Linked DNA regions of Mus musculus: all the other regions are linked to region 2. The links are chromatin loops, found by intact Hi-C in ENCODE. Cell type or tissue: heart. All regions are shown on one strand.

Region 1 (5,000 bases), 72 kb before region 2:
AGTGAAGGTTCACCTCCTTTCATGACACCCCTAAGCACGGGGATATGAAGGATCACATCTCCCAGCTCCTGCTGAGGTAGGCGGCAGATGATACTGATGCTGAGAGCCTGGGTAAGGGGCTCTCCCTCCAAGGACTTCACTTTCCAAGAGTTTTAAGAGAAGGCCCCAGACCTGTATGCCTAAGTTTCCTGTTCCTTGCCTGCCCTCTGTGGGGCTTATTATCATGTAGTTGACAGAGATGGGTCAGCTAGAGGCCAACTTCATGGCGTGGACCCCAGACAACCAACTATTAGAGAAGGCATGCTATGCAGTCTGTCCCGAAGCCTCTGAAACAATTCTGCTGGAGCCTTTTGCTGTGTAAAGGGCGGGGACTGTCCGGGAGGCTCCCCGGCTTAACAAGACTTGCAGGGAGCTCTTGATTCTTGGGGTGGCTCCAGGCACAGGAGGTTACCTCCTTGGGAAACCTGGAGGTAGCAGGCAGTCTGTCCTTACAACCTCTGTGACCCTGGGCTGCCCATGGAGCAGGAGAAATGACACAGAGCAGGACAGGTGTTGTGCTGGAAGGGAAACTGCCTAAGAAGAGGCCCAGAGGGACTAGTGGGAAGGAGAGAGTATTTGTGGGCGGGGACATGAAGGAAGTGGGAACTGAGGGAGCCTCCTGCAGCTCTGGCTTTGAACTTGCCATCAGTTAGGCACAACAGATGCCTGTGTCCTGCCCCTAGGCTTGTAAAGTCACACCATCAGCATGGGACAAGCCCATGTCCCATGAGGGACCGTGGCAAGACTTGGGTTCCAAGACTGTATCCATGCTTGGCTTGGCCACAGCAGGTGCAGAATTGCCGCCGCCTTTCAATTCCCCAAATATGTGAACACTCACAGTCATGTTTCCTGCCTGAGGCAGTCAAGATGGTCTCCAAGAACAGATATGGAAACTGAGGTCCCAAGAGAAGACGGGCTTATAGCAGAGAGTAGATGGCTGAGCTCTGCTTGGGCTGGCAGGCCTCCAGGGACAGCAAGGTGCCAACCTGCCTTCCACTGTGTGGCTAGGTCCATGGAACCCAGACACCCCAGGAGGGGTACTCTTTCCCACCTTCTCTTTGAGTGCCCAGGGCCACGTCAGCTGGCTTGGGGACACAGACAGCAAGCACCCGCCTGTCTGTGTTGAGGGTAAACACAGGTGCCTAGGAACAAGCTTGAGTACCATGGGCCAATAGATATCAGATGACCTCAGGGCCAGAGCCCACTGCAATGCCCAGGCATCCGGCACAGGCCATTGCTAAGGCATACGTCATTCCAGGACACTGGGCTTCCAGCAACCCTGTGGGGCCTCAGGGTCACAGTCTCCCTCTTCTCATTGAGATCTTAGACTGACCAGAAGCACAGGGACAGTTGGTAGAGATGGAAGCAGGAGCCCCTCTACCCCACGCCGACACACACACACACACACACACACACACACACACACACACACACACACACACACACACATACACGCACACACACGCACGCGCGCATGTGCATGCGCACATTTCTTTGACTTTACTAACCCAGACCAGACATTCAATCGGATCTGGGCACGATGAGAGTCGCCAACCTCTGTAAAGGATTGTGGGACATTTAGACCTGCCCAGTACAGCTGATTAGACATGGCTCCCATGCAAGAGGTTGGGTGAGGAGAGGCAGAGGTCAGCTCTGTTTCGGAGGCTCATTAACCCCTTGAGTGGGTAGGCTCCTGAGGGCCCTACGGAGCTCTACACAGGTGGGGAAACACTCCCTACGCCACTCCAGCTCTAGAGGATGAAGATGTGTGCCAGCCTCGGGCTGCTCTAGGGCATCGTAGAATTCAGGATCTCACTGACCCCTCAGTACCAGGATGAGTTTAGCAGTGCCCACGCAGCACTGGCCAGTGTGTCAGAGATAGCCCAAAGGCCTGCGGTGACCCTGCCCTATTGTAGGGGCCTTCTGTCAGCATGACCATAGGTTGCTGAACACTAAGGAGGACCTGTGATGTCATAGCTAAGTACTTGCTCAGGCTCCCCTTCCTGGGGGTCCACCGGAAGATGACCAGCTGCCTATGTTTGCAGATAGACACCAGGCACCTGGGCACAGCCTTTGGGGCCCGTCAACAAGGGTAGCTCCTCTCTACTTACAGTGTGAATGGCGTGGAGTAGTACCCTTGGTATGGTCACCCCAAGGCACACCAAGACCAGGTAAAGGGAACGGCTACATGGACAGCTCAAAGCACATACCTCAAGATATCTGTACCACAGAGGTTCACACCAGAGCCCAGGGTCAGGGGCATCCAGGAGCCTGCTGGGCACGGCAGCGCCACTTGGTACATTCAGGCTCCTCTCAGGGTTCTCACCACAGCACAATTCTGAGGACTTTGTGTGCATCAAAGTCCCCCTAGCACTCTTCAATAGCTTGGCTGGTCACCCAGAGCCCTCAGGCCCTGGTGTCCAGAAGTTTAAGACAAGAGACTTTTGTCTTTGGAAAACAAAGAGGGGCCGAAAGCAAATGAGATCCTGTTTCAGATCAACTTGGTCCCAACCTCTGCTTTGCCCTGCAATTATGACCCATAGCTTCCGTGTGAGGCAGGGAAGGGTTCTGGGTGCAGGCCCTGTAGGGACATCCTCTGGCTGGGCTGCATATGCAATGGTTGTGGACATGCACGGCAGAAACCAAGACTCCTTTCCTCTGCCTATCCATGCCTAACACACAGCTGCAGAGCCCACCTGCCCCCACAGCCCTGAGATCCCACCCACAAGCTCCAATGATTTTCCTACAGTCACCCCATCTTGTGGCCATCTGGACACAGCTCCTTTGGACTACCCAGGGCCCTGTCAGTGCAAAGACCCTAAGCAACGCAGAGGACCTCAGGACTGGATGTAACCAACTAGTGTCCCGGTATCTCCTTTCAGGACAGTCCCAGGGCCCTGCTGGACAGAGACCTGGAATAGATACCCCCACCCTGCCTACTTAGGCTCCTCCATCCAGGAAGCCTGTGTGTGGATGCAGGGTACCCACAGCACATGTCTGGGGCTTTCCTAATTCTCTCCCTATCTTTGTCCTCCAGGTCCCTGGACAGGGTGCTGTGGCATTTGCCTTCCACCAGGGGGTGCTCTGGGCCCCTGCTTTCCAGTCTATCGCCTTCCTATTCTGGCCTGATTATCTGTAGGTTCCTGGTAGGGTACAGAGAGGTGACTGAGATAGCCAGGAGGCCCCTGGGTAATTAAGACCTCTGCCTCTTCACAGACAGCAGGGAAGGACTCTGTGTAAGTGACATGTGTGTCGATGTGCTGTGCACACAAGGGGCAAGCTGAGGAATAGGCATTTAGCTCCCAGGGCTCCTGCACCTCTGCTCTGCTTCACCTCAGCATCTGCTCCTTCAGCATCTGCAGGGGTTTCTGCTCACCACAGCGATATCTCTCCTCTGTACGCGCTGGCTGTCCCTCAGGCCTTGGGTGGAATGTCCTGTGTGCTTGCAGGACTGAGCCTAGTTACTAACATGTCCCAAGCTCCACCGTCTAGTCACTGTCCCGCTCCTGTCCATGCTCACAGACATACAACTCACTTGCTTCTTTCCTTATAGGGAGAAACAGGTCTGGGCAGGAATATAAAGATCCTTCCCAAGGTGATGTGTGGCTATGTGACCCTTGGAGTCCTGTCCCGGAGACACTGCTTGGCCATCAAAGCCATCAACAAGGGCAGGAACAGGAAGACCTGGTTTTAGAATCAGCTCCAGACATTCCCAGCACAAGGCTGTGGCTCCTCTCACCCGCCAGAGGCTGCCTGAGCAGCCTGGGGTCCAAGGTCACGTGTTTCCCATTATGATCCCTTGAGGAAAGTGCCAGAGGGCCTGCAGACTGCATGGAGGGTCCCAGCATGGAACCTCAGCTCTAAGTGTGCCACTTGCCACTCTACTAGAGAAGCCTTGTGGTCACAGCCCTGGCTATTTACTACTGCCTGGGGGCCAGCTCTTCCACAAGGCTCAGCTCGACAGCAGCCCCAGAGAAAGATTACTGTGGGCATAGAAGGGAGAGCCTAGAGTAGCAATGGAATGCATGAGAAGATAGTGGCCAGCATGCCCTTCAGGTAACAGGTACGTCAGACCCATCTGAAGGAACATCTGGACACAGCTGGACAGTCAGGCGGCCGAGGAGGAAACATGGAGGACTCAGAAAGTGGAAGCCTCGGCAGAGGTGCCTGGGGCTCCAAGGGAGAGGAAGAGAGACCCTGAGCAGGAGGTCAGGAAGACTTGCCTGGAGGTGAGTGAGGAGTGGATTTAGTAGAGGAACCAGAGAGGAAGACAATGCAGCCCCCAGCAGCCTCAGAGATGCAGGGTAGAGGAAGACTGACTGTGTGTCAGGAGGGGTGGGGCATGGACCGAATCAGAGCAGGGACACCGGGAGAAAGAAGAATGCAGGCTGGACTCCAGGCCAGAGATGCTGGCTGGGGGTGCTCCTAGGGACTCAGCATTACATTCTGACCCATACACCCTCTATTAATCAAGGTAGCAAAGCAAGAAATGAGGGTACCTGGCAGGGCTGGGCAGAGTCAGAGCCCAGGGTAGTGGAGACCAGCAACAAGTGTCTGTGGACATGGAAAAGTGTGGAAGCCAGATCTGGAGGATGGCTCCATTGGCTCAAAGGGTTAGGTGGTAGGACAGCTCACCCTCCAGAAGCCCAAGGAACGGGTAGCCTAGCTGGCTATACAGCATTTTTAGGTAGCGAACTTACTGGGGGAGAGGGGGGACACTTGATTTGCATTCTTGTGTTTGCCAGCCCTTTGGCACGGCTTTGGGCTTGGCCTCTGGAGCCTTCATTTGGTTCGTGCACCCATTCAAAGCCAGAGGCAACTTACCTAGCCCCCCACCCTGCCAGCCTCTGATCACACAGGGCTGGCCATAGGCACATAAGATCAGGGAAGATATGGGAGGCCACAGGCAAGCAAAGAGGTCCCCGCCAAGGGGAAGGACAAGTGCAGGAAACCAGAGTAGT
Region 2 (5,000 bases):
AAGGGCATTGGGGGCTGAATATAGCAAAACTACATTATATACATGTTAGAAAAATAAGGGGGAGTGAATATAGTAAAAATACATTATGTTAAGAAAATAAGGGCTGTTCAGACCGCTCAGTGGGTAAAAGGTGTTTCCACCAAGCTTAAATGTCAATTCGATCCCTGAGATCCAAAGGTGGATGGAGAGGTTTGACTCCGGTGGGTTATTCTCTGACCTCCTCAGGTGTACCCTCCCACACAAATCAATACATACACAATAGACAGAAAGCATTTCAGGAAGCTTTAAGGACCAGAGAGACCGCTCAGCAGTTTAGAGCACGTACGGCTCTTGCAGAGGACTGGGGTTTAGTTCCCAGAACTCATGTGATAGATCATGAATGTATGTAACTCCAGATCCGGGAGATCCAGGGCCCTTTTCTGACCTCTACGAACACCAGGCATGCATGTGATGCACATATTCACATACATGAAAAAACACCCCCACACAGAAAAGCATGTAAATATAAACATAAATTCAAGTGTGAAGGAGCCTAGTGGGTGGCTTGTACCTGGAATCCCAGCATTCAGACGGCTTGAGGCAGGAGGTGCGAGCCTGGGACACACAATGATTTTTAGGTGAGTCTGGGCTATAAGTGAGACCCCATTTCAAAAAGAAGGAACAGGAGGAAGAGAAGGATGAGATGGAAGATCGCATCAGCAGAAAATAAGGAGAAAGGGGTTTAAGAGAAAAATGGTAGGGGAGAGGCATTTTTTTTTTCTCAAAAAGGATGCATGAATGGCCCAAGCCCATGAAGAGAGAGATGTTCACCATACTGGGAGAGAAAAAAAATCAAAGTCATGACGAGATATGGATACCACACATCCCACAGGAAGGCTGGACTGAAGCAGATGTTAAAGAGGATGGGAGACCCTGAGTCCCTCCACCCCCCTCTGCTAGTGACTGGGGCTCAGCCAGCCAGGGCTCCTCCACATGCTAAGCATAAAGTTACTGTGGGACCCAAGGCCACAGACCATTAGGAAAGAGTGAAGCCTAACTGGCTTGTCAGAGGTGCTAAGTCCTGCTTTCTCTGCCCCTCACACGGGGCCTGCTGCTCCTGAGCAGGACTATTCTGGCCTCTCCCAGGGCTCTTGAACGTCATACATAATAAGGGCCAGAGTTGAGAGAAGCTGGGCCCACCCCACCAGCCTACCATAGCCTACCATAGCCCTTCCCAGAGTCCTGTGGTCTTCATCTGTACTGACAGATACCACTGTCTCGGAGCTGCCCAGTGTAAGTACGAAGGCTGGCTGGAGCTGAGGTCCTGGAGGCTCAGAACTGTCTCTTGGGTGAACTGGGGCCCTGCAAGTACTCTTTATACCCAAGTATAGGGTCCTTTCTCCTGAGCTATGCCTGGTCACCCAAATCAGGTCGGGACATCCCTGGTCCTGACTCATATTAGTCTCTTCAATCCCCGATGGTACTCAGAGACCCTCTACCCCTCAAGTCACAAAGCCCCTGGTTCCCATGTCCATATTGGGACTTCACAGTGAGTACCTCTGAGGAAAACACCCACTGAGGTCACTTCCTTGCTGGTTTCTACCTAGGCCAGGGAGGAAGGAGCAGAGAGCTTAACGAGCAGCCAGAAGCTTAACCAGTGGCTGGAGGGAGGTCTGGTTAGTTCCAGCCAAGTTCTCAGGGCAAGATTGACCATTCTCTGAGTGGGGCCCTCCTTCCCACAGCTGGAGCTGACACAGCCGAGAGCTGCAAGCTGGGCTGAGGACTCAGCCTGGTCAGACGGTAGCCATCAAGGAGTGACCTTATCGATGCTACAACAAATGGAACCCAGAGCCTCCTGGATGATGTCCTGAACTTGGGGAACAGGAAGGAGTGTCCTGTATTTGGAGCACCAGATCTATGCAGGCACCTTGAGGATTCCTAGCCACTCAGACAGCTCACTTTTCTGAGTCAGCCACCAACAGTCCCGCCCAGCAGATGGGCAGATTGAAGCCCGGGGAGGTGACCTGGGCCCTGCCTGAAGCTCCAGTCTCTCTGAACGTCAGGGAAAGGAGCCTGTTCTGCTCAAGGCCCCCAGTACCAGCATCTACTGTCTACTGAGCTCACAACACCTGCAAGGCCCAGCCTCACCCACAGCAGCTGGGCACACAGCTCCTACATGGCCTTGCTCCTACCGGGTTTGCTTTGGGTGTGACCAGTGTTAGGGGAGGGCTGTGGACCCTGAAGCTCCCTCACTTTTTTTTTTCTTCTTGTTGCTAGGGATGGAACCTGTTGCTTTGTGGATTCTTGGTAACTACGTTGTTATTGAGCTACCCCTGGCTTTCTCACTTCCCTTTCAGACAGTGGTCATCATTTGGAGCAGGGACACAGGCTCATCGTGTTCAGGAGGAGGAGCCTGGGTTCAGCGCCCCCTCATCCTGGGTCCTTTTTACAGACTTGGGTTCCAGCCTGACTAAGGAAAATATCACCAGGGCAGAATTTCCTGGTATCCTGACGCCACCCGGTACCCAGATCCAGCGGTTTTGCTACAGCGTAGAGCAGATGAGACTAACCAGGAGGAGAATTCTGGTGTAGGCACTCCAGCAGATTGGGTTGGGTAGACAAGAAAGAGGGGTGCCCTCGCTGCCCTTGTGCTTTTGGTGGCACAGCGCTCTCTGGTGGCGATATGTGGTATCACTCTCCTTTGTTGGCGACCACTAGGTGGCGGTTTTCAAGGCCTAAGGCTGACTTGAGCTGTCTAGATTTTCCTCTTCTATCTTCCCCTCTGACTCTTGCACCGGGATTCCCACCTGCAGTGTAACCTCTGACAGTGCACCGGGGGCTGGGGGGTGAGGAGCGGGGAGGGATAAAACAAAGCCCTCTGCAGACAGAAGCAGAGGCTTCAGTGGCCCACAGCCTTGCCTGTCAGCTGACCACTTCCATTCTTTCTGATAATGGAGCTCTGTGTGTTTGGGAATCGCTGTGACAAAGCTCCCTTTGTCTCCGTGGACTTGTTTGTAAGAACAAAGTTGCTTAGTGTTCACACCATTTAAACACAAAAGTGGGCTCATAATTGGGACAGAGTCTCTCCCAACCATAGCACACGCACGCACACATCTCAAGCATAAAGTTTATCAAATTAGTACAAAATTCTGCGGCAAAAGCTGAGTAGAGATGCAAAGCGAAGCGGGACCCCAGTTTGCTGCTGTGCTGCCCACGTGCTCCCCTTTCGTGACAAGAACTCAAGAGAAACAGTTTAACCGGACTTGATCTCAACGTCAGAGGTTTCAACTCGGGGTCTCCAGCCCTACTGTTTTTATGCCTCTCTGTGGAGAGGCAGAACACAAAGCAGGAAGGGTGCCGTGGGAGAAAGCCACTCCCATCATGGCACCCAGGAAGCAGAGAGACAGGAAGGAGCCAGGGTCAGGAGAGACCTTAAGGGCAAGCCTTCATGGCAACCCCTTTCTTCTGACCATGCCCCACCCTTCCACAATCCAACTCTTCCCAACAGACAAGTAACAATTTGAGTCCCTCGATGGATCAAGCCACAGATTTCCCCTAACATCTGGTTCTCTCTGCAAACACCCTCACAGGCAGACCAGGGGTGTGTTTTACTAATACAGATGTCTTTTTTATCGGAAGTTTTAATCCCAGCACTCTGGAGGAAGAGGCAGGGAGATTTTTGTGTGAGTTTGAGGGTCTATGTAGTGAAGTTTCAGTTCACCTAGGGTAACAGGAAGAGATCCTGTCTGAAAATCTGGGGGAAGGGAATGAGCAGGGGGAAGGAGAGGGAGGGAGGGGGAGAGAAGACAGAATGGAATGGAACCATCTGTGGTTTGCTTACTGGGATAGGCATGGAGGGGTGGGTGGCAGATGTCCTCTGCAACTTGACTTGAAAGGTATTGCAAAGCAAGATGGCTCTGGGGCGGGTTGCTTGTGGGCAGGGCAGATGGGGCAGATCCAGGTCACTGGTGTTTATAAGAGAAGGTGGGTAGGCATATCCACTGTGCAAGTCTTTCAACTTCGCTGTGTTTGAAATTTTTCCTGATAAAATGATGTGGGAAAAGTCACAAGAAGGTGAATACTACAGAGGTCTCAGAGGCTGGTCCTATTGTCTGGCCCAGGCCAACCTGTCCCCGGCTTTTACAAGTGTGAGATCCCCTGGAGGGCAGGAGAAGGCCTGAGTGCTTGGCCTATGAAGCTGGAGGTTGATTCTTAGGATTTGAAGCCCATTCCTGTTGGTTTAGAATTCAGACTCGGACTGTCTTGCCTGCCTTTGGAACCCTTTCCCCTCGCTAGGCTGCCTTGTCTGGCCTCAGTGGGAGAGGGTGTGCTTAGTCCTGGAGAGATTTGATGTGCCAGGGTGGGTTGCAGGGAGAGGGGCCCCCATCCTCTGAGGAGAAGGGGAGGTGGGAGAAGTGGGATGGGAGGGTGGGACTGGGAGGAGAGGAGGGAGGGGTTGTGGAAATCAAAAGAAAAAAAAAAAGAAGAATTTAGAAGCAAAACTATTCCTTATGAATACCCAGAAAATGCAGGGACAACCAAGGAGATGGAGACAGAAAGAGACAGGCCCTGGGTTTACGTACCACTAAAATTAGTTTGGGTCATGTAGCCTTCCCCAGCCTGAAGCAGGCTGATGCAGACCTTGTCGCCACTGAGGTGGGGCCATGTGTGGTGCAGCTTTCGGACTTGGTTGGCTCTTTTTGAAGTGACAACTGCCCTGCTCTTCTGCTACCTGCCGAGAGGGGCTGAACCTGTCTTCCTGAGACATTCCTGAATAAGCAACAGCCTGGCGACCAAGTGCTGACAGCATGGCTACAAAGCACCAAGGATGGACTGGCAGGGGTGTAGAGTGTGTGGGGGTGTGTGGGGGTAGTGGGTGTGCATGGGCCTTCCCCCTTTTAAGCACAGTCTCTTAGTAAACTCGCAGGCCTTCCTTGATCAGAGAAAAATTTGTCTTGGCCTCATCATTCTTTTCTCGCTGTCTAGTTTCTCTTTCAGCCGCAGCCTGCCTTCCAGGAATT
Region 3 (5,000 bases), 160 kb before region 2:
ACATTTTGTGCATATGTGTGCCTGCTTGTCTGTCTAATGTGCCACATATGTGCAAGTCTCCATAGAGACCAGAAGAGGGCGTCAGATCTCCTGGAGCAGGAGTTACAGGACACTGCCAGCCAGCACGGGGTGCTGGGAACTGAACTTGGATCCTGAGCAGCCAGTACTCTTAACTGCTGAGCCAACTTCCCAGCCAGTTTGAAAACATTGCTTTTTTTTTAGAACAAAAAGGGATTTTTTTTTAATTGAAACAAAATTTTTTAAATGTTTTGTATTGAGATGAGGTCTCAGTGTATACCATTCTGGCCTTAAAATCACAGAGACCCACTTGCTTCTGCCTCCCAAGTGCTGAGGCTAGAGGTGTGTGTCACCATGCCCTCTTTTGTCTGCCTCTTGAGTGCTGGGATTACATGTGTGTACTACCATATCTAGCTTAAGATACTTTTTTCTAGTATGCATATGTGGTATGGGTACATGCGTGTATATGCGTGTTTGAATGTGTGTGTGTGGCCCCTGGTTTGTTGGGTGTCTTCCTCAGTTGCTTCCATATACTGAGGCTGAGTCTCTCACTTGAACCCAGAATGCTCTGATTTGGCTAGTCTAGTCATCCCCTGCTTCTGGGATCCTCAGTCGCTGTCTCCAGTGCACAGGTGGGCTGCCACACCCACTCAGCTTTTATGTACGTGCTGGGGATCAGACCCCCAGTGCTGATGCTCCTGTGGCAAGCACACACTTGCTGAACCATCACCCTAGCTCCTAAGATACCTTTTAAAAATCATGGGGCTAGCCCTGAATCCCTAGGCTCAAGTGATCTTCCAGATCCAGTTCCCTTGGGATCCAGAGCTACAAGTGTCTGATGCTATGTACTGCTTAATGTTTGAGCACAGTCTGTGTGCTATTAAGAAACATATTCCACAGAGGCAGGCGGATTTCTGAGTTCGAGGCCAGCCTGGTCTACAAAGTGAGTTCCAGGACAGCCAGGGCTACACAGAGAAACCCCGTCTCGGGGGGAAAAAAAAAAACCCAAACCAAATCAAAAACATATTCCAAAGAACCAGTATGCTCCAAGCAGTGGTAGAGCATGTCTGTAATCCTAGCACTCAAGAGGCAGAAGCAGGCAGATCTCTGAGTTAGAGGCCAGCCTGGTCGATGGCGTGAGTTCCAGGACAGCCAGGGTTACACAGAGAAACCCTGTGAAGAAGAAGAAGAAGAAGAAGAAGAAGAAGAAGAAGAAGAAGAAGAAGAAGAAGAAGAAGAAGAAGAAGAAGAAGAGGAGGAGGAGGAGGAGGAGGAAGAGGGAAGAAGAAGAAGAAGAAGAAGAAGAAGAAGAAGAAGAAGAAGAAGAAGAAGAAGAAGAAGAAGAAGAAGAAGAAGAAGAAGAAAGGGAGGAGGAGGAAGTAGGAAGGAAGGAAGAAAGAAAGAAAGAAATGAAGGAAGGAAGAAAGGAAGGAAGGAAGAAAGAGCAAGCAGCGAGCATGGATCAGTGTGTTAGTTTGAATGAAAATGCTGCCTCCTCCCGCCCCCGGGCTGGTATATTTGAAAAATTGGTTCCTAGTTGGTAGAATTGTCGGGGGGGGGGGGGGGGGAAGGATTGAGAGGTGTGGCCTTGTTGAAAGAGGTGTGTCACTGGTAGTGGGCTTTGAGTTTCAAAAGTCGGTTCAAGGCCCAGTCTTCACCTCGGACTTCGGATCAGGATGTAAGCGCTTAGCTATTTCTCTAGCACCCTGCCTGCCTGCCTGCCTGCCTGCCTGCTTGCTTCCCTCCAAGACCATCATGGACTCACCCTCTGAAACTGTGAGCAAGCCTCAAATTAAGTGTTTTCTTTTATAGGTTTCCTTAGCCGTGGTGTCTTTTCAGCATACGACAGTAACTAAGGGAATCCAGCAAGATAGCTCAGTCAGTGTGTAAGGGTGCTGGTGACCAACTTCACACATATGCCGCAGCACACCCACCCTACCCCTACAAATAAAACAAACAAACAAACAAATGCAATTTTAAAATAAGAAGCGGTATGACCTGTAGCCCCACATTCCAGTCTATACTTACAGCTCCTGAACTCAAGACCCCACCCAGATCCCTCTCTGTTCCTTATCTCCCACCAGGGAGCTGGTCCGAGGTTAATTCCTGTTCCTCCCCTCTGACATCTTCCCTCCCTACTGTCCCCTCCCCCTCCACGCAGGATCACCCTGCGCCACCGCCACCGTTTCACAGTGCCTCCTGACAGCAACCCTCCCTCCCATAGCCACTGGCTTTCACCGGGAGGAGTACCAGGCCCGGCACTCCTCAGCCTCCTGCTCTCTGATTCATATTCTCTGCAGAGGGTACAAAGATCTTCTCTGAAGCAAAGCCTCGCTGAGTCTCAGTCCTGCTTGAAATATAAAGATGCTCCCACCTTCTAGGTGACCCCCCTCCCTCCAGTCCCTCATCCGGTCCCCTCCCTTTGGTTCCTTGCTGCAGAGCAGGTCTTGGCTAATGCTGTTATTCCCCTCAGGTGAGGACTTATCTCTGCTCCGAGCCCCTCAGCTTCCGCAAACCCCCTCTCAGGCATCTGCTGCTATTCTAACTTATCGCTTTCGGAGTCCGGGGTGCTCAGGGTCTCTCGAGCCGTCAGACCAATGCAGATTTCATTGGCGTTCACATTCTCCCTAGAGTGCGGCCCTCGAGACAGTAGGGGTGCATGAGAGAAGTACTGGAGAGGAGACTGTAGGGAGCTAGGGGGAGCACCATCCAAAAGAAAGAGAGCTCTGGGCGTGGCGCAATTGCACCGTATCGCCGCCAGGGGTCGCGCTGGCCACTGGGACTCGGGCAAGGCGCGGAGCAGGGATGTGCTAGGTCTGCAGAGGGTTTTCTGTGTTAGGATCCTGGCTAGAGCTTCGACTGGACAGGACTGAGATAAACTGGTATCCCATCCAATGTCTCAGGCGCATAACTGGACAAAACCTTTTGCTCACGGCGAACCTTGACCATAGCACCTCCCCTTTTGCGAAGTCCTGCGAGGCGGCCACACCCCCTCGAGAGCCTTCTGGCTGGCCCATGTTCTCCTCCAGGCAGTAGGAGGTTAGAAGCCTGGTGAGATCCTGCCACTTTGAGGATGTGGCCACCTTGCTGTGCTGCGCCAACATCAAACCACACAGACAGGATTCATGTCTGTGGCCTTTTGCTGGAAAGTCCCCAGGAGCCACACTATCCCTCTATGCTCTCACCGTTAGCAGCTGACACAACGTTGACTTTTAATTAGACCAGAGAAATCTGCTTGCTTCATGAGTCCTATCCAGCAGGGCCCAGGGCCTTCTGGAATTATTCAGTCCCCAAATGAGCTACTCCAATATACTCCAAACACACTTGGCAAGACACCTACAACAGTTCCTTAAACACCTCTGCCAACACAGCAGTCGCGGCTCCAACCCACAGGTACAAAACCTCCTTACCCACATTGTCTGGACAGCCTATCCCACCCAAGCCTCCCACATTCTGTGCTCCAGCAGCATCCCTAGCCAGTCCCCAGTCACAAGAGTATGTTTTCATATGACCAACCCCTGACATCCACCTACGAAGACACCTTGGCAGCCTTCCCTCTCTTCCTTCCGAGATGGAAGGTAAGCTTGAGTAAGCCACCCGCTCTTGCTCCCCAATGGCACCTGCTAGTTGCTTGCTTTCATTACTATTTCTTAATATTTATTTATGTGTGTGAATGTTTGCCCATGTGTATGTATGTGGACCACGGACATGCATGGTGCTTGCAGAAGGGTCCAGGGTGACTTCCAGGTGGTTGTGAATTGCCACATGGGTGCTAGGAATAGAATTCTAGCTAGTTCTCTGTAAGAGCAGGCAGTGCTCCTAACCGATGAGCCACCTTCCAGTCTTACTTATTTGCTTTTAGGTGACTACTAGTGATTCCACTGAAGGAACCTTGATCTGTCACCTGGTAAGTCTCTCTGCAGCATGTTTGGCCAACTCAGGAATAAACTGTTACTATTTTGCAAAACTCCTAGCTTCATTGATTAGCAAACTGTGTAGGGAACAGGCAAAATGGGCCATTGAGTAATGAATGCTTCTTGCCATTCTCCCGCCCATCCATTCATCTACCCTCTGACCATCCACTCTTCCATTCACCCATCTAATCACACCTCCAGGCAGTACAGCTCTACAATGCCCCCAGTGTCTGTGGTGGACACTGCTTCCCAGAAGTACCCATTGGCTAGCCCTGGGGTGCAGAAGGAGCCCCAGGAGAAAGATCTTCTGAATGGGTTTGGAGGACTGGGTTGGCTTTTTTTTTTTTAAGATTTATTTATTTCATGTATGTGAGTACACTGTCACTGTCTTCAGACACACCAGAAGAGGGCATCGAGTCCCCATTACAGATGGTTGTAAGCTACCATGTGGTTGCTGGGAATTGAACTCAGGACCTCTGGAAGAGCAGCCAGTGCTCTTAACTGCTGAGCCATCTCTCCAGCCCTGGGGACTGGGTTGTTAACATCTGGTGGTGGCCCAGTGACCTTGCTGAAGGGACAGTGGGACACAGACAGTCACTGTGTGTGACAGTAAAGGTGCTTGTTCCTTCAGAGGTGGCAGAACGTGCTGAAAGGCAGGTTTGAGAATTCAGGGTCATCTGGGTAGTGAAGCTGTTGCTGTTCACCCCCATAGTGGTGATAACCCTTTGTCCCTCGTGTCCTAGGTAAGAGATGCAGGCTGGGTACAACTGTGCAGCCGGCTTTTGCATTGTTTGAGCAAGTCCCAAGGCCAAGGCCAGGGGACTTCCTGAGAAGGAATCGGGGCATTGGGGGACATGCATGACACTATCAGCTTTCAGCCCCCAGGTACACAGAGCCAATGTTATCATTTGATCTGGAAGTGCTCCCCACGGGCTTGGACCGTTCATGAGGCTGTGGAACCGATGTGGAACTGAGGTGCAGCGTGAGGAACACAGCAGTGGTTCTCAACCTTCCCAATGCTGTGTGACTCTTTAATACAGTTCCTCATGCGGAGGTGACCCCCGACCA
Region 4 (5,000 bases), 53 kb before region 2:
TCTGCTGGACCCTCAGCTTCAGCAGGTGTATGGCCATGACCAGGAACTTTGGGTGAGGACTCTGGGATGCTACAGGAACTCCTTCCAGTCTGTGGCACCCCCCCACCCCAAGTGCTCAGGACCCTGTCCCATGGGTGGCAGAGAGGACCTGCCCAGTGCAGTGGTTGAGATGGGAGTGGGGAGTCCCGTGCTGTGTTTGTGAGAGAAGTGAGCCCATCTGTGTCCCTGCACTGTGGCCAAGCAGGTTTCTCCCATTCTTTGTTCACAGAAGGCGGATATATGATTGTCAGTGTATGTATACCCTTGTGGCTCTGTGTGTCTGAGTGGCTGTATATGAATATATATGCACGCATGCTGTTCCTGTGGGTATGGAGTGTGTGCCCTCATTCAAGTGTGCAATGAGTTGAGTGTATAGGACCGAGTGTGTGTGTGTGTTAGCAGCAGAGGTGACTATGGGTTTCGGTGGCAAAGCTGGCACCTCACGTGGCCATTGTGACATGGCTCCAGCAGGGGCTGACACACGTGGAAGGCCCATCCCTCCCAGCCCCGTAGGCTTCTGGGCCCCACTCACTCTCGCAGGCAGTGAGCACCAGCTGGGCCTTGGGCCGCACCATGTCCAGGACGATGGCCGTTCCCTCACACAGCATCATGCACTCCACCCGCAGCGGGTAGCTGGTGCACAGGAGGGGGTTAGGGCCTGGAGGTTCCACCATGCTTGCCACTGGGAACATGCTCTGCCCTTGGTGGGTGGGCTGAGGGAGAGTCCCCATAGCCTGGGCTGAGAACATATACATTCCTAGGCCTGTGCCCAGGACAGAAGTCAGGCCCGGGCAACTTGGTAGCAGCCCAGGATGCCTGGAGCTTCTGAGGAAGTCTCTGGCCTCAGGGCATAAGAGGTCTCACCTCTGCTCTGAGAGGGGCTGAGAAGCAGGAGCAACGCTTAGGCGTCAGGCCAGATGACTCATTCCCAGTGCCCTAGGGACTCTGTTTCAGAGACAGCTGCCTTCCTGCCCTGCCTTCCTCCCTCACCCAAGCTCGGCTCCTGCCCTGCTCTCTCCACCTTTCCTTCCTCACGGGTTAAGCAGGATCCCAGGGCCACCATGCTCACCAGGGAATGTCCAGGAGCAGAACATAGAACTGGTCAGCATTGGACAACTTGGCTCGCTCCTCAGTGAACGCCCGTAGGTTCTCAATCTGCAGGAGGGCCACATGTAGGAACCAATCGTCTGCCCAACCGGCACCTGCCTGCCTCAGCTCCTCATGAAGAGCCATGGGGCTCCAGCCTTGGGTCTCCACCAGGGTGAGGTGGGTCAGGTCTGGGGCTCCAGCCTTGGGTCTCCACCAGGGTGAGGTGGGTCAGGTCTGGGGCTCCAGCCTTGGGTTTCCCCTGGGGTGAGGTGGGTCAGGTCTGGGGCTCCAGCCTTGGGTCTCCCCCGGGGTGAGGTGGGTCAGGTCTGGGGCTCCAGCCTTGGGCCTCCCCTGGGGTGAGGTGGGTCAGGTCTGGGGCTCCAGCCTTGGGTTTCCCCTGGGGTGAGGTGGGTCAGGTCTGGGGCTCCAGCCTTGGGTCTCCCCGGGGTGAGGTGGGTCAGGTCTGGGGCTCCAGCCTTGGGCCTCCCCTGGGGTGAGGTGGGTCAGGTCTGGGGCTCCAGCCTTGGGCCTCCCCCGGGGTGAGGTGGGTCAGGTCTGGGGCTCCAGCCTTGGGCCTCCCCCGGGGTGAGGTGGGTCAGGTCTGGGGCTCCAGCCTTGGGCCTCCCCTGGGGTGAGGTGGGTCAGGCCTTTGCTATCCCTGCTTCCTGGGGTTGATCAGGGCCCCGGCTCACCTCATGCTTCTCTGGAAGAAGCTTTAGAAGCTGTTTGAGGACCTCCACATCAAACTTGCTGGTGTCTCCAGCCTGGATCATGCTGGTGACTTCTTCATTGGAACTGGAGGGGGGGGGCAGGGGTGAAGAAGCAGGAAATTTCCCTGTCTCCTGCCATGCTTAGAGATGGGGGTGGCTGGTGGGCACCCGAGGCGCTACTGGAGGGACTCTTAGGTAAGGGTTTGGAAACTGGGAGGCAGGGCTGTCTTCCCTTGACTTGGCCACAGCTTGTCTATGGTCTATCAGTGATTTTCTGGGCATCGCTTGTACTCTGGCATGTAGGAATCTTAGATAAGACTATGGTAGCTACCCACAGCCTCCTGCCCTGGGGATGGAGCATGCATGGACCTGGCCGGCCTGCAGAGGGCACTGCTGGGCAGGGCTGGGATGCCGGGCAGAGCTGGCTGCTCGGCTGGGGCTGAGTTTGGCAGCAACACTACTCCCTCACTCACCATTTAAATTGCTTCAGGAAGATGTTGAGGTTCAGGCTCTTCTTGGAGTCCAGAAAAGTGACCTAGAAACCCCCATTTAGCTGGTATCTGGAGGGTGGGCAGAGGATGTCTCACACACACACACACAGACACACACATACATACACACAGACACACACAGAGACACACACACACAGACACACACATACATACATACACACAGACAGACACACACATATACACACAGACACACACAGACACACATACACACACACAGAGACATACACAGACACACACACATACTCTCACACACACACACAGGGAGGAGAGAGAGGTCAGGCCCTGTCATTAGTCTTACTTCTTTGGGCTCCTTCCTGGCGGGGGCAGCAGAGGGCTCCTTGGGCTTAGCCGTGGGGAAGGAGAACAGCTGCTCAATGCTGGAGAAGTCGGGCTCCACTGCGGCTGTGCAGGGGCTGCCCAGTGTGGCCCACATGGAGTTGCGCTCTGCGGGGCAGGCAAGGCTCTGCTGAAACCCATGCTTACTGCGGGCCTGGGGCTCCAGCTGGGCCAAGCGAGGCCTCTGAGGACTGAACAGGACGTGCATGGAGCCCAGCCGGGGTTGAATGCATCATCCACCCTCCACGCTATGTACACATGTGTGGGCACACACGTCCATGCTGGCAGGTGACCAGGTCTCTCCCTGCCTTGCCTTCTGTCGGTTTCAGCACCTAACACCTAGGCCACTGTGCAGAGAACCTTAGAGAGGGCAGGGCAGGGCCTATAGCAGCAGACACCTATGACCCACAGGGCTGTGTACTGGATGAGACTATATCCTCTGAGGTGGCCTTTAGTCCCATGTAAGACAGGTAGGAACGAAGCCTTGACAGGGCCTGGCTGCCTTGGCTAAGCAAAGGTAGGCGCAGGAACGGTGGACACTCGTAGGGAGAATGACCAGTATGTACCAGTATGTACCTACCCTCTTCAGAGGCTGGGCTGGAACAGGGAGGGGCTCACCTCGTGCCACATTGGATGGCAGCTTCTGCCAGTTCAGCTTCTTCATTCTCAGTGTGGGTGGATTCACTCTGCGGTGACTGGGGACCCAGGCTGAGCCCAGGCTGTGGTCGACCTGGGCCACAATGATCTCCTCCACACCACCCATCATGGAGGGGACAGAGAAACCAGGCAGGGGAGGAGGTGGAGGTATCTGGCCTGCTCTGGGTAGTGGGGGAGGGGGAGGAACTGGGCACATGCCAGGGAGTGGGGGTGGGGGCGGGGGCTGGGTCTTGTGGGAATCAGGCAGAGATGGAAGTGGCGGAGGGGGTGGGGGAGACACAGCCCCTGTACCTGGTAGGGGAGGTGGGGGTGGGGGTGGAGGGGGAGATATGGTCCCTGAGCCTGGCAGAGGGGGTGGCAAGGGGGGAGGGGGAGGAGGAGGGGGAGGGGGAGATGTGGTCCCTGAGCCTGGCAAAGGGGGAGGCAAAGGGGGAGGGGGAGGGGGAAGGGGAGATGTGGCCCCTGGGCCTGGCAGGGGGGGTGGGGTTGGAGGGAGCACAGGGGTGGAGCTGGAGAGTGGTGGGGTAGGTAGAGGTAAGGCTGTTATGCACTGCTCAAGGGCTACTGGCTGTGGCGCTATGTCAACACTGGAGCTCTGGATGCTGCCCACGTGTTGGCAGGGAGAAGCCACTACTGGCTGCTGGCCTTCCACTTTAGTTGTGGGAGTAGTAGTGTTTTGGGAGGAACTGCCCTGATTCTGGACTGAGTTGGTCTGGACACTCTTGTGGGCCTTGTCCAGGGGGCTTGGTCGGGGCCGCCCTTTGATGGACAGCAGTCGTTCAACCACCTCCTCCAGGGTGCAAGCCTGGGCTGCAGGAAGGAAGTGTGCAGAGTCAAGGGAGAGGGCCAGAGATGGAAACAAGGCAAAGGGTGGCCACCTCCCACATGGCCTCCCCACATAGCCAAAGACCTCGGGGTCTTCACGACGGGTTGTGCCCTGTGGCACGCCTCAGTCCTCCCAGCTTCTCACCATCACTGGCCAGGAGCACAGCCCGGTTCACCAGGTTTTCCAGGGCCTCCCAGAGCAGTTGGCCTGAGCGGCCAGCAGGCTCCAGGTGCATGAGACCCTGCAATACTGACAGCAGCTGGGCCGACGCTGGAGAACAGCTCACCTGAATTGACCAAAAGGGACAAATGGCTATCCTCTCATGTGCCAGGGGCATCCTGTCCTACAGCCCTGTCACTTCACTAAAGCCCTGGTGATGAATGACTCGGTGGCAGGATTACTGGTGGCACCGAGACATGCTATGAGACATTAAATGGCACCCCTGGTCTCTACCTATTACTGTCACCCTGAGATGACAGCTGCTGCATTCAATAACTGAGACTGAGGGGCCAGGAAGATTCAGTCTACTGAACCCTCCTTACCAGGCCACAGAGCTCTCTGAAGTCCCCAATAATGACCACCTAGCTGTGATGCAGGAAGGCATGGCCAACTCGGATAGCTTTGATCTTTGGAAGCTTTGTCCCGGGACCTGCATCAGAACCGCTTCCCCAGGACAACCCAGCCTCTGCCTTGTGGTACCAGCTCTGTGCCGCTGCCCCGGCCATCATTGGGTTGACCCAAGCAGAGGCCCTGGCCCTAGATAGCCAAGCCCCACCTTGTGGAACAGGGACGCAAAGACTTCCTGGTGGCTGTTCATGTTGATCCCATCGC

Evidence for each region. Hi-C counts contacts between places; a loop is a spot of excess contacts. Peaks named below come from ENCODE experiments on the same cell type or tissue, not always from the same donor. Only the 100,000 strongest peaks of a DNase experiment are listed, where the experiment ranks them.
Region 1: a loop joins it to region 2, with 7 times the contacts of the local background. A loop is called at or near these places in 27 of 42 quality-filtered maps.
Region 3: it touches region 2 in a loop (3-fold over the local background); 9 of 42 quality-filtered maps call a loop at or near these places.
Region 4: a loop joins it to region 2, with 6 times the contacts of the local background. A loop is called at or near these places in 31 of 42 quality-filtered maps.

The regions. Positions count from the first base shown.
Region 1 is chr12:112,622,079-112,627,078 of GRCm38, reverse strand. All of the region lies in intron 1 of Adssl1 (adenylosuccinate synthetase like 1), which reads right to left. Among named protein-coding and RNA genes, the nearest start is that of Adssl1, 4.5 kb to the right of the region's middle. In heart, a CTCF peak has its summit at 3,109 (motif pointing right); DNase peaks (open chromatin) are centred at 1,088, 1,708 and 3,113; H3K27ac peaks cover 2,684 bases.
Region 2 is chr12:112,549,873-112,554,872 of GRCm38, reverse strand. No RefSeq gene overlaps it. Among named protein-coding and RNA genes, the nearest start is that of Gm40584, 17 kb to the right of the region's middle. In heart, a CTCF peak has its summit at 2,661; a DNase peak (open chromatin) is centred at 2,662; H3K27ac peaks cover 1,018 bases.
Region 3 is chr12:112,704,961-112,709,960 of GRCm38, reverse strand. No RefSeq gene overlaps it. Among named protein-coding and RNA genes, the nearest start is that of Gm46382, 15 kb to the left of the region's middle. In heart, a CTCF peak has its summit at 2,762 (motif pointing right); a DNase peak (open chromatin) is centred at 2,780; H3K4me3 peaks cover 865 bases; H3K27ac peaks cover 563 bases; H3K27me3 peaks cover 2,130 bases.
Region 4 is chr12:112,603,167-112,608,166 of GRCm38, reverse strand. It overlaps Inf2 (inverted formin, FH2 and WH2 domain containing), which reads right to left. Exons shown (of 23, transcript NM_198411.2): 6 at 4,945-5,000; 7 at 4,314-4,455; 8 at 3,305-4,153; 9 at 2,649-2,794; 10 at 2,312-2,373; 11 at 1,821-1,923; 12 at 1,109-1,194; 13 at 572-672. Among named protein-coding and RNA genes, the nearest start is that of Gm30048, 8.7 kb to the right of the region's middle. In heart, a CTCF peak has its summit at 2,207 (motif pointing right); a DNase peak (open chromatin) is centred at 2,216; H3K27ac peaks cover 371 bases.